4 separate regions of the Homo sapiens genome follow, and regions 1, 2 and 4 are each linked to region 3. The links are chromatin contacts, found by Hi-C or POLR2A ChIA-PET in ENCODE. All regions are on one chromosome and are shown on one strand. The core of a region is the stretch at or near the end of the contact, and the rest is flanking DNA. Distances in the headings are between cores, read along the strand shown. Region 1 holds the start of TBC1D19 (TBC1 domain family member 19). Region 2 holds the start of SMIM20 (small integral membrane protein 20). Region 3 holds the start of DHX15 (DEAH-box helicase 15). Region 4 overlaps LOC102723733 (a long non-coding RNA gene).

What was found. Hi-C counts contacts between places; a loop is a spot of excess contacts on that map. ChIA-PET counts read pairs that join two places held with the same protein, here RNA polymerase II (POLR2A). Pooled maps may share reads with other maps.
Region 1: a map of CD8-positive, alpha-beta T cell shows a loop between it and region 3 (15-fold over the local background). The contact joins the promoter of TBC1D19 here to the promoter of DHX15 in region 3. A Hi-C loop is called at or near these places in 3 of 168 maps with a recorded cell type or tissue (B cell, CD8-positive, alpha-beta T cell and naive thymus-derived CD4-positive, alpha-beta T cell) and 8 of 50 pooled maps. POLR2A ChIA-PET finds 5 or more read pairs at or near these places in 1 of 52 experiments (CD4-positive, alpha-beta T cell).
Region 2: a map of CD8-positive, alpha-beta T cell shows a loop between it and region 3 (8-fold over the local background). The contact joins the promoter of SMIM20 here to the promoter of DHX15 in region 3. A Hi-C loop is called at or near these places in 5 of 168 maps with a recorded cell type or tissue (CD4-positive, alpha-beta T cell, CD8-positive, alpha-beta T cell, cardiac septum and 1 more), 2 of 37 single-sample maps with no recorded cell type and 16 of 50 pooled maps.
Region 4: a map with no recorded cell type shows a loop between it and region 3 (5-fold over the local background). The contact joins the enhancer-like site here to the promoter of DHX15 in region 3. A Hi-C loop is called at or near these places in 1 of 168 maps with a recorded cell type or tissue (B cell), 3 of 37 single-sample maps with no recorded cell type and 1 of 50 pooled maps.

What each region holds. Positions count from the first base shown.
Region 1 is chr4:26,582,688-26,585,387 of GRCh38, forward strand. It overlaps TBC1D19 (TBC1 domain family member 19), which reads left to right and starts at 1,397. Exons shown (of 21, transcript NM_018317.4): 1 at 1,397-1,605. The coding sequence starts at 1,507. RefSeq lists an enhancer at 1,625-1,714.
Region 2 is chr4:25,912,805-25,915,504 of GRCh38, forward strand. It overlaps SMIM20 (small integral membrane protein 20), which reads left to right and starts at 1,416. Exons shown (of 3, transcript NM_001145432.3): 1 at 1,416-1,618. The coding sequence starts at 1,510. LOC105374538 (a long non-coding RNA gene) reads right to left here and starts at 1,282. Exons shown (of 3, transcript XR_925502.3): 1 at 1,207-1,282. RefSeq lists enhancers at 703-1,252, 1,362-1,461, 1,532-1,661 and a silencer at 1,142-1,321.
Region 3 is chr4:24,583,262-24,585,961 of GRCh38, forward strand. It overlaps DHX15 (DEAH-box helicase 15), which reads right to left and starts at 1,293. Exons shown (of 14, transcript NM_001358.3): 1 at 1,062-1,293. The coding sequence starts at 1,132. RefSeq lists silencers at 552-601, 802-881, 892-1,011 and an enhancer at 1,192-1,731.
Region 4 is chr4:25,877,975-25,880,674 of GRCh38, forward strand. All of the region lies in intron 1 of LOC102723733 (a long non-coding RNA gene), which reads left to right. Among named protein-coding and RNA genes, the nearest start is that of SEL1L3, 16 kb to the left of the region's middle. RefSeq lists an enhancer at 860-939. Within about 2 kb of position 1,262, at least 3 of the 41 ENCODE cell types and tissues checked have a DNase peak (open chromatin) inside an H3K27ac peak, as active enhancers do; they include B cell, where a contact is called at or near this core.

The sequences.
Region 1 (2,700 bases), core at 147-2,646, 2.0 Mb after region 3:
TAGAGAAACTGCACTTTAGAGAGTCTGTCATTAATTGCCTTTAAGTGCTTTGTTTCTTTCCTGGCTGCCTCTTTCTAAACTTGGTTTGATAAACCAACTTTACCAAATTATTTAGAATTTGTACTTATCATCCCAGTATTCTGGATGGTGGTGTTATAAATGTCAGAGTGCTGTGCATAGAGGCCCGGGTCCAGTCCCTTTGAATTCATATTATTTCCTGCTTTAGTCCTTTGCTATTCAGAATGTAGTCTTTGGACCATCGGCATCATAATTTCTTGGACTTGTCAGAAATGCGGTTTACCAGTTCTCACCAGAGTCCTATTGAATTAGAATCTACATTTGATTGAATGAGATCTCTTTGTTTCTAGTTAGTCTAGAGTAGCTTTTGCAGCAATCTTGGTTTGTTTTCTTAAAATCCTACTTCTGCTTTGCTTAAAATATGCATATACACATTTGAACTCAATTTTGATTATTTTTGTGAGGTTATTCTAATGTATTTTTCACTAGGCCTTTTTTGGGGGGGGAAGGGAGGTGCCGTTGGCCTTTGGGGATGTCATTCAATAATTTAAGTCAGTTACTTTTAGTTCTGCTAAAAATCTTTTGTGCATTTCCTTGAAGGCAAGAACCATATTTTATTAAACCTTTGTGCCCACACAGTTCCTTTTATGTAAATGTTCAATAAGTTGAAAGCTGAATGAATTATGAATAAATGCTTGAATGAATGAATATACGGAAGAGGATGAATCTAGACGGTAAATTCCTGGAAGACTTGGACAATGTCTTATTCATCCTTGAATTGCTAATGCTTTGCAGAAAACCTACAAATAATGCCTGTTGGTTAATTTGTAGTTGTTAGATGAGACGAGATTGTCTACTTATTCCTGGTATAAGACTCTAGAGAATAGAAACGAGAGAAAATGAAGTAAAATGGAGTGCTATGGTACAGTGCTAGGCACCTTCACGATTTTTACCTCAGCTAATCATCACAACATCCTGCAAACTGGGTGTTATTTTACAGAGGCGGAAACTGTAACACGTTTACGCAGGTAGTGTCAGAGCCTAACAATTCGTGGTTGTAATTCGCAGTATCATTGCGTGCCACAGTCCTGTTTCTGCAGAAATTGAGAGGTGGAAGAGAATGATCCTTTATATAGTAAAACGCACAATTCTCCGTGTCCCCCTTGTGCATCAGAGGCGCTGTGGCTCTGAAAGAATGAGCTTTCTTGCCTTTCAACCATAGACAAGGCAGGAACAACGGTGTGAAAAGCGTCCTCCCCGCCCCGGTCTTTTTCCGCCGGCGGAACGCAGATGCTGTGGCCTTCAGGCGCTGAGGGGACCAGAGAGGGACGGACACAAGGCTCGGCAGTTGCCTGGTAACGCCCGCTGGAGGAGTCCCAGTGTAATAAGGTCCCGGAGAAGTGTCACTGGCCCTGAGTGGGACCCGGTAGCCCGTTCGCTCCGCGCCGGCGGCCTGTCCCCGCGGCTTGGCGGGCTAGGGCAGGGGAAATGTTGCAGGAGGAGTCGGACCTCTCTCTCATTATTGCCCAGATAGTCCAAAAGCTCAAGGGCTCCAATTTGTACTCTCAGCTGGAACGGCAGGCCTGGGTAAGTGAGGCCGAGTGGGAAGGGATGCAGACGGGCGGGGCCGCGGCGATGTCTCTTCTTCACCCTCCTCACCCAAGCCAGAGCTCGCCTCTGACCTCTCCAGCTCCGCTCTGGTGCTCAAAAAACAAACAGACAAAAACAAAAACAAAAACAAAAACAAAAACAAAACAAAACAAAAAAACCCCACCTCCCTGTCCGGTGCAAGCTGTGCTGCCTCAGCCCCAGGCGTGGTTAATAGATTTTTAAAGAAGGGTGGGGCGCATCACACCTTTTTTTCAGACCAGAGAAACGCTTACTCATTTATCTATTCCTGTAGTCATTTACAGGGTCTAATTTTTTAAGCTGCTGGACTCACTGAAGGTAGCTTGGACCATGCCTTCCCTCACTTTTTCCGTCCTGTGGGTGGACTTGGGCCCCCAAGTACCTTTCTGCTTTCTCGTCAATGTATCACTTTCTTGCAGTTTACCCTCCCTGCAATTATTCCTCGTCTATCCGTCCACCACCTAGCATTTATTGGATATTTTATAACATGCTAGGCACTGAGGATGCACAGATTGATTGAGATCCTTGCCTTTTTGTGACTCATATAAATGAAATCATACAGTTTGTACATTTTGTGCCTGCTTTCTGGCATTAACACAGTGCTTTTGAGATTCATCCATTTTGTTGATATTTCAGTAGTTCTGTTCCTTTTTATTGCTGAGTAATATTTCAGTGTTTGAATGTACAATGGCTTGTTTATTCATCATTGTGTGAAGGGCATTGGGTTGCTTTCTGGTTTTAGAGATTATAAGTAAAGCTGATATATACATTCTAGTATACGATTTTGCTTGGATATTTGTTTCTTTTTTTCTTGGATAAATACCTAGGATTGGAATTGCTGACTTGTATGGTAAGTGTAATGTTTCATTCTATGAGAAACTGTCACACTTTTCCAAAGTGGCTGTATCATTTTCCATTCCCACAAGCAATTCTGAGAGTTCCAATTGTTTTGCGTCCTTGATAGCGCTTGATGCTGCCAGTCTTTTATTTATTTTTATTAATTAATTATACTTCTCTAGTAGAAGTGTAATAGTATCTTATTGTAGCTTTTAT
Region 2 (2,700 bases), core at 166-2,665, 1.3 Mb after region 3:
ATCCTAACAAGCTCCTGTAAGTGCCCGAGGAGCAGCTGCCACACTGCAGTCATCTGTCTTCCTCCTCTGAATTTCTGTAGCCCGCAGGACCATAACACGTGTCGGCAGCACGCAATGTCGGTCATTAGTTATCTTTTTATGGATATGTTCTATCTCTTCATCTATGCGACAGGATCCTAGAGAGCAGGGGTCACATCTTATTCATCTTTGTGTCCCCTTAGCACTCTGCCTGGTGTTTGGGGCATGGCAGATAGTCCATGAATCTGGGGAGAGATTGAATAACTGATTTACATGCTTCTAGAGCCACAGAGGTAGACAGTAGCTTGATGCAACTACAAGATTACAAAGAAAGAGGAAACCTGTCCTCTCCAAGCTATTTTGAAACGCTTGTAGATCTGTTGTGGCCTAAATAATGCTGCTAGGGTCAAGACAGATATCCTCTTTGCTCCCCAGGCCCAGCTGCTGGCATGATTCCTATTTATAAAGGCATGGAGGCCCAAGGAATCTGTGTCTCAGCTGCCCAGTATCCCTGGGCAGGTCATAGTCAGGCACAGCCCACTTGTAAGGGCAGTGTGGTGCAGAGGGCGGAGGATGGCAACTTGAGGAGGAGGAAACAGGTATCTGTTCTCGGTGGCCCCCACCCAGACAATACGGAAGCGCCCCGTGGCCCCATGGATGGGACCGGATGCTGGCTCTCTGCCTTGGCCAAGGCATCCCAGCACAGGGAACAGGGAGAGAGGATGGGATGGAGGGAGAGAGGATGGGATGGAGAAAGAGAGTAGCTCGGATGCTGAAACAACGTTCCTCCTAGGCTAGTCTTGGTGCAGAAGCCCCGCAGCTCCGGTTTTAGAATCCCCCAGCAGGCCCTCTCGGGCCAGAGATTTGCCCCTTTGTCTCTGATACGTACAAACCTCCCTCAAGAAGGACGAGTGACTCGTCCAAAGCCGCGCAGCGGAGCCGCGGTTCCCTCTCCTGTAAACTAAGCAGACTGATAAAAGGATTAATTGCGCGAGCGACAGAGAGCATCTGGCGCACGGCGGACAGTCGCTAATTAAGAAATTAACGGGGGATGGACGAGAAAGCTGGCTGGTAAAGAAGGCGATGGTAAAGGAGGTCTGGAGGGTGCTGAGGGAGGAACCGGGCCGAAGGAAGGAAAGTAGACAGAACAGGGCCCGCGGGAATCGAGTGCAGCAAAACAGCTCCAACCTCAATCCAACGCCAGCGCCCGGCCCGCACAGCACGGAATCCCGGGGAAGGCGGAGGGCGGGGTCCGAGGCCCCGCCTGTGACCCCACCCCTTTCCTGGCCCCGCCCCCAGCCTTGAGGCCCCGCCTCTGACTCCACCCCTGTCTCTTTCTCCGCTCCGCCCCTCCTCCTCGTCCCTCCCTCAAGGCCCGGAAGCGAAAGCCTCTCCACCTCTTCCGAGCGGGGTCACGGCCCGGCCGTCGGTAACCTGGTTTCCGAGAGTGCCGGGCGGTCGGCGGGTCAGGGCAGCCCGGGGCCTGACGCCATGTCCCGGAACCTGCGCACCGCGCTCATTTTCGGCGGCTTCATCTCCCTGATCGGCGCCGCCTTCTATCCCATCTACTTCCGGCCCCTAATGAGATTGGAGGAGTACAGTGAGTGATCTCTAACCCCTTGCGGTGACCTGACTCCCCAACACACACACCTCCCCTCTGTGAGCTCCACGTGGTGCCGTGGAAAGAACTTGGCTCGAGGGTTAGGGAGAGCCGGGTTCGAATCCTGCCATGTGCAGCTTTGTGACCGTGGACAAGTTGCTCAACCTCTAGGACTCTCAGTATCCTCATCTGTGAATGTTTGTGGCTACGTCATCTATGCTAAAATGCCGAGCCTCCTGTGAGACTCAGGTGATCATGTATATGAAAGCAGTCCTCACATAAGTCGACGCTAAGTACCAGTTCATATTTACAGTTAAAATTCACTGAATGCCTATTACACGTCAGGTTAGGCATATGTTGGATCGTTTCATTTGCACAAGCTCACCTTGAAGTATATATGTAAAACATGCCCATTTTACAAATGAGGGAACTGAGAGGCTCAGAGGTTTTATAACGTTCCCAAGGTCACACAGCAAGTAAGTGACAAGGCAAATATATCCAACCCCAGGCCTCTGTCCAGAGCCTCCTCCAAGCACCCAGGCTGAGAATGGTGACTGGGGGAGCCAGATGGAACCCTGATCCTTCTGAGTGGAAAGGTGCTTTTACTGCACTTCATTTCCACTCCCCAAGATGTTTTTTGAGTGGGACTGTTTCAAACCCAAACTGTTAACCTGGGGTTTGTAGTGTTTTCTCTTCTTTTTCCTCAAATTGTTTTTCCGATTCTGCTTGTTTCCTTCGTTTTAAGCCGATTGCTCACATGGTAATGGTGAAATCCTGGGAGTAATTTTCCTTCTTAATCATTCCAGTCCTATCATTCTAAAAGCCAAACTCTTCTTCCTTGAGACCTATACCTCAGCAAGGATTAGCACTTTGATACATCTGAAACCATCTGTCAGACAGAAAATATTAGGCATTAGAGGCTCATTTTGTTCACCAGGAAACCCGAATCATCTTGAAGATGGAAGAGGGCCAACCCTGTCCCTTGGGAATATTAACGGACACTGAAAGCTTGGCGAATTGAAGGCGAAAGCTCCGTGTAAATGTTCTGCCCATTACAAATGTTGCAGCAGTCGATTTCTGGA
Region 3 (2,700 bases), core at 43-2,542:
TTCACGAAATTGCTTAAATTAACTGCTAAATTCCTCTGTACCTTTAAGGAAAGGAATCTGGAACACCAAGAGTTTGTGTAAGTATTTCAACTCTCAACCTCCACATGGGCGGTGTTTCGCCATAAATACTAAAAACACGTTTTGAACATGATCCCTGTATTTCAAAAGCTACTTATGAAGAAAAGTGGGACATGCATAGAAAATAAATGATGAAAAAAAAAAACAATGCCTTCTAATCCCTCCCCATGGGACGATGTTCAGTAACCAGTTTTAACCAAAGCAGGAAATACAGGAGATGGCGGGAGCGTAGGCAGAGAGCGGAAGTTTGCTAGTATCTACTTTGAAGTGTTTGAATGGACCAAGGCACGCTCTCTCCCGCCAAACTATAAACTCAGTCGCCCCAAAACACCAGCCTTCCAGCCCATCAGGTATATTACTCCACGTTTTCCTTTCTCCCGGCAGGTCCTCTACTCCCACCTCCCCCGAGAACTCCCTATTTGCTGGCTTCTCTCAACTCCCGCCACCCCCATCCCAGCCTACATTATGATCCACGCGCTGCTCTCACTTTCCGCCCTCCGCCTTTCCCGTCTGGAGTGCCTGGCCGCGCCCCCACCCAGGCCCTCCCCACGGCCCCTCTGGCTGGGAAGTGCCTGCTGCCCTTGGAAGCGAATACTCCCACCGCGCCCTCCCCCACCCTCTCCTCCGGCTCCAGGCCTTCCTCGGGAACCGAGGCCACGAGGTCCGCGGTTCACTCCCGCCCGACGCCCTCGCAAATGACTCCCGCTCGGTTCGGCCTGGGGGAGGAGGCGCCCTCATGGCTACTGCAGGCCTCTCCACCCTCCGGACTGGGCTGGGCAGCGGCCCCGTCGCACGCAACCCCCCGCGCCCTTGCCGGGCCGAACGGGCGCCGCGCTTCTCCTACCCGCCGCTAGTGAACCCAGCCCAGAGAGAAACAAAGGCTCGGGCTCCAGGACCCGCTCGGCCAGGCCAGCCCCGGCCCGCTCCCTGCCAGGACCCCAACAAAGCCCGAGCTGCCGCCTCGCGCCCCCGGCCTGGCTTACCCATCGGTCCCCGCACGCTTCTTGCCAGAGGGGTAATCCTCCCCTAGGTCCAACCGGTGCCGCTTGGACATCCTCGCACTCTTCGAACGGGCAGTTATTAAGGAAGAAAGCTGGCTGCTGTATGGGCACAGTCGAGGACAGCCACTTAACTCTGGAGGACCCCCACCCCTCCCGCTACTACAGCCCACACGGTGCGGCCGGAACCAACAGCTAAAATGGCGGCGGCGACGAGGGCTGGGCCTGCGCGCGCGCGCGCTTCCGCAGCGTGCGTGCGTGCGAGTGTGCGTGTGAGCGAGGTGCGCGCGCACGACGCCCAAAGGCGGGAACTCCTGTCCCGCCCGCTGCCTCATTGGTCCGACCTTTCTTGGGTCTCCTCCCTCTTCCTGTAGCTTTCCCCTCCTCGGAGCGGCTGTTAGGAAGAACCTGAAGGCCTTCACTTTCCATTTCAGGCTATCCTTGCCCCTCTGAGTCAAGAAATTGAGAAAGTCTAGTCCTAGTTAGGAAATCCTATTCATTTCTATTACCCCGGCTTTAAGGGAATCTCAGACCCAGAGAGGTTGAGAAACGAATGAAGATCGTACAGCTAATAAGTGGCAGAGCCGGGATTGGAACCCAGCTATTTAGTAACTCCAGATCTGGAACTTGCGGCCACTGCGCTACCCTCAGTTGCAGTGAGGGGCCGCGCGATGGTTCACGCCTGTAATCCCAACGCTTTGGGAGACCGAGGCGGGTGGATCACGAGGTCAGGAGTTCGAGACCAGCCTGGCCAACACGGTGAAACCCCGTCTCTACTAAAAATACAAAAATTAGCTGGGCGTGGTGGCGTACGCCTGTAATCCCAGCTACTCGGTAGGCTGAGGCAGGAGAATCGCTTGAACCTGGGAGGCGGAGGTTGCGGTGAGACGAGATCACACCAGTGCACTCCAGCCTGGACGACAGAACAAGACTCCGACTTGAAAGAAAAAAAAAAATCAATTGCAGTGAGGAAACTGAAGTGAGAAAATGTTAAGGCTTGTCATGATCTATTTTGCCCTTTTCTTGCCCAGCACGGACACCATGCACCCAAGCTATAGATGTTTTTAACTAGAATACAGAGAATTCGCAGTGAGGGCACAATTTGCTTTTTTGTTTTTTGTTTTTCTGTGCCTATTAATGCACTTTCGCAGTGTTAAATAACACCCTGCAAGGTAGTTGTTATTTTGTAGACGTAGACGCAAAGGCTGAGGAAGGTTACATCTCCTAGCCATAAGGGCTGTACCTAAAGCCATAACAAGGAGGTGGGGCAAGATGACTCTAAGGATTTTTGTGGATCTCTCCCCCTAGAATATGTCTGCTTCCTCAGTTGCATTTGTTCCCAGAAGAAATGCACAAGAAAAGATCTGTGGACCATCTGCAGCAGGGTGATCTCTGTTGTTCATGGAATGGCTTGGTTTGGCTGCCCTGGAAGACCATACTCTGGTTCTTATCCAAATCTCAGGACTGCAATTGCTAGGATTAAATGCAACTTAAATATTGCAACTGATGAGGGGTTTGTGTGTTTGTTTTGAGACAGTCTTGCTCTGTCGCCCAGGCTGGAGGACAGTGGTGCAATCTCAGCTCACTGCAACCTCCGCCTCCCGGGTTTAAGCCATTCTCCTGC
Region 4 (2,700 bases), core at 12-2,511, 1.3 Mb after region 3:
TCATTAAACCTCACCACAGTCTGGTCAGGGATTCAGCGACTGCTTTTAGTTTTATTTTCAGAAAAAAAAGACCGTGAAGATCCAAGGAGATCTGGCCATTTTTCAAGGTCAGACACCTATAGCATGGCAAAAAGGCAGGAAGCTGAGTATCTTCAGCCCACACATTTGCAACAGCCCCAGTTGGATGGTGATTTCTGTCCGAGCAGAAGACACCGGGCAGTTGACCCCTGTCAGAGAGCTTCACTCTCTTGGGAAATTTTGCAAAGCTTTTCCAATTCCTCCAGACTACAGTTAAGCATCCAAATGATTCTATTCTAGCTTTTAATACCTTCCCATCTCCCACCAAAACTGAGGTAGGAGAAATATTTAAAGTCTCAAGAGCACAGGGAGCAAACAACCGTTTCCTTTTTTGTTCCTCTGCAGATGAAGAAATAGCAAAGCTGTTTTTGCATTTCAAACTTTAAATTAAAAAGTTGACTTGCAGAATCCTAAGCTCCACTTTCCTCACTGAATGAAATGAGGTCTGCCCCTCAGCTGGGAGTTTCTAGTGAGGCTGGAATGGAGGCATTTTAATGTACATGCTAGGCTTTTCAATAGTTTGGAAAGCAAAACTGATCTTAGGTCGAAAACCTCTAACCACATGGTACAGAACTTTTTTCTTATTTAAAACAATCCTCGAATTATTGGCAATGCTTGTTTTTATTTCGCAAAACCTTCTATACCAGGTGTACTAATTACGCATCCTCTACACAGTGTTCAAAAGTCGGGGGGATTTTATCCCCCAGGAGACATTTGGCAATGTCTGGAGACACGTTTGGTTGTCACAACTGGGGATGGGGGAGGTGTGTGTTAGTGGCATCTGGTGGATAAACGTCAGGGATGTTGTTCAACATCATACAAGGCACAGGGCAACCCCCACAACCAAGAATGACATGCCCCAAAATGTCACGAGTGCCAAGGTTGAAACCCAGCTCTGTGACGATCACAGTTAATAATAAGGACAGTTTCCTTCCCCCTTCCTACCCCGTGGCCCCCAGTTCTGCCCCTACGAGTTTTATTGCTATCTTAGCATGCTGTGAATTACAATAGCTTGACCCAAAAAGATTTTTTCAGACCTTTTAAATCTCTAAATGTTGAATATCTGGAGTATGAAAATGCTATTATGATGTATTTTATTATTAGAATTATAAATGGAATCAAGAGCATTTACATTTTAAATTTATCTATATTTAATCCTGGTTGTAAATCGAAGGCCCGGCACGCAAAGGTCACACATCACCTCTCAGGAGAGAGATTATGCCAACTTGGTTGGGTGCCTTGTGTTCTATTAAAGTTGAAACCAGGCTTCCCTGTCAGACTGTTACGGCTAAACACACTTGGATCTGCAAGCAGCAAGCACAGGCTGTTCATTGCATGCAGACATGAGAACCGAGCCAGACTACTGGAGTGTGTCCCTCCGCCACCCCAGCATCCTCCCCATTATCCACTCGGGACTGGGAGACCAGCCGGCTAGGCAGCCAACAGCTATTGGGGGACACCTGTAATTGAGTCAAGATGCCAACCAGGGACTCTGTTGAGGCAAGAACAAGAAATTCTAAAACACTTTCCGGTATGCTTCCGAGTATGCTTCCACAACCCACCCCGAAAAACTGGCTCCTTCCCAGTCCTCCACTGATTCTTCCACGTGGGTCCACTTTGCTGTTAGGAAAAGGACAACACTCCATAAGGGCCCACAAGGCCCTGCCCACACCCTTTGCTCTCCCCCATCCTCCCACACTGACCTTCATGCCAGTCCTTGTGTGCATTATGCTTTCCCACCACAGGGCCTTTGCACGAGCTGTTTTCATTTGTTTTCCATTCCCGCCGCCCACTTCACTTAGGTAAGGCACTGGCTCATATACAGATCATCACTTCCTCAGTCATCATTCCTCAAGGACACTTCCCAGACCTCCCTGATAAGGCAAATCCTTCTAATACACATTTCCACTGCACCAACTTGTTTCTTCAGAGCACTCCCACTGATGCACTTTTACAGTTGTGTACTTAATTAAATAATGTCTGGCTATGACATATCATTGTATCCTAAGCACCAAGCACAACACTTGGCATATAGTAGGTACTGGGTACGTATTTGTTGCCTGGCCATTTAATTTTTTTAAATGAACAAGTGAATGAAAGAACAAATGAATGAATGAATGAAACTATCCTAAGATCTAAAACCTGGGCCAATGTCACAGGTATGAAACTGTGCGTGTGCTTGGGTCCAGCTAACCATTCAGACTGTCAGTTTAGATTATTGAAAGGAACAGAAGAGAAATCTTGCCTATAAAACACGGAACTGAGAAAAAAGTGTATACCTCACTTAGAGCGTCATTAAGTTAGAGAACAACTCCCACACTCTGCTCTAAGATGAGGCCAACATCCAGATTCTCACTGCAAACTTGGCTCCCCTAGAATTCTGTTCTTCTTTCCCCTGTCCCCGCTGCTTTCTAAACGTGAAATATCCACAGCTGCACCGTTTCTTTACTTTTTTTTTTTTTTCTGGAGAGGTTAACCTTCCTTCTTCAGTTGTATGTTGTGCAATACCCAAGAGGCCAACACTACCATTTGAGATATTTAAATATGACTTTGAGAAATGAGTCTGTCTTAGATATAAAAGCCCACAGTCACCATGATGAACATGACTGTAATGTTTAAAAT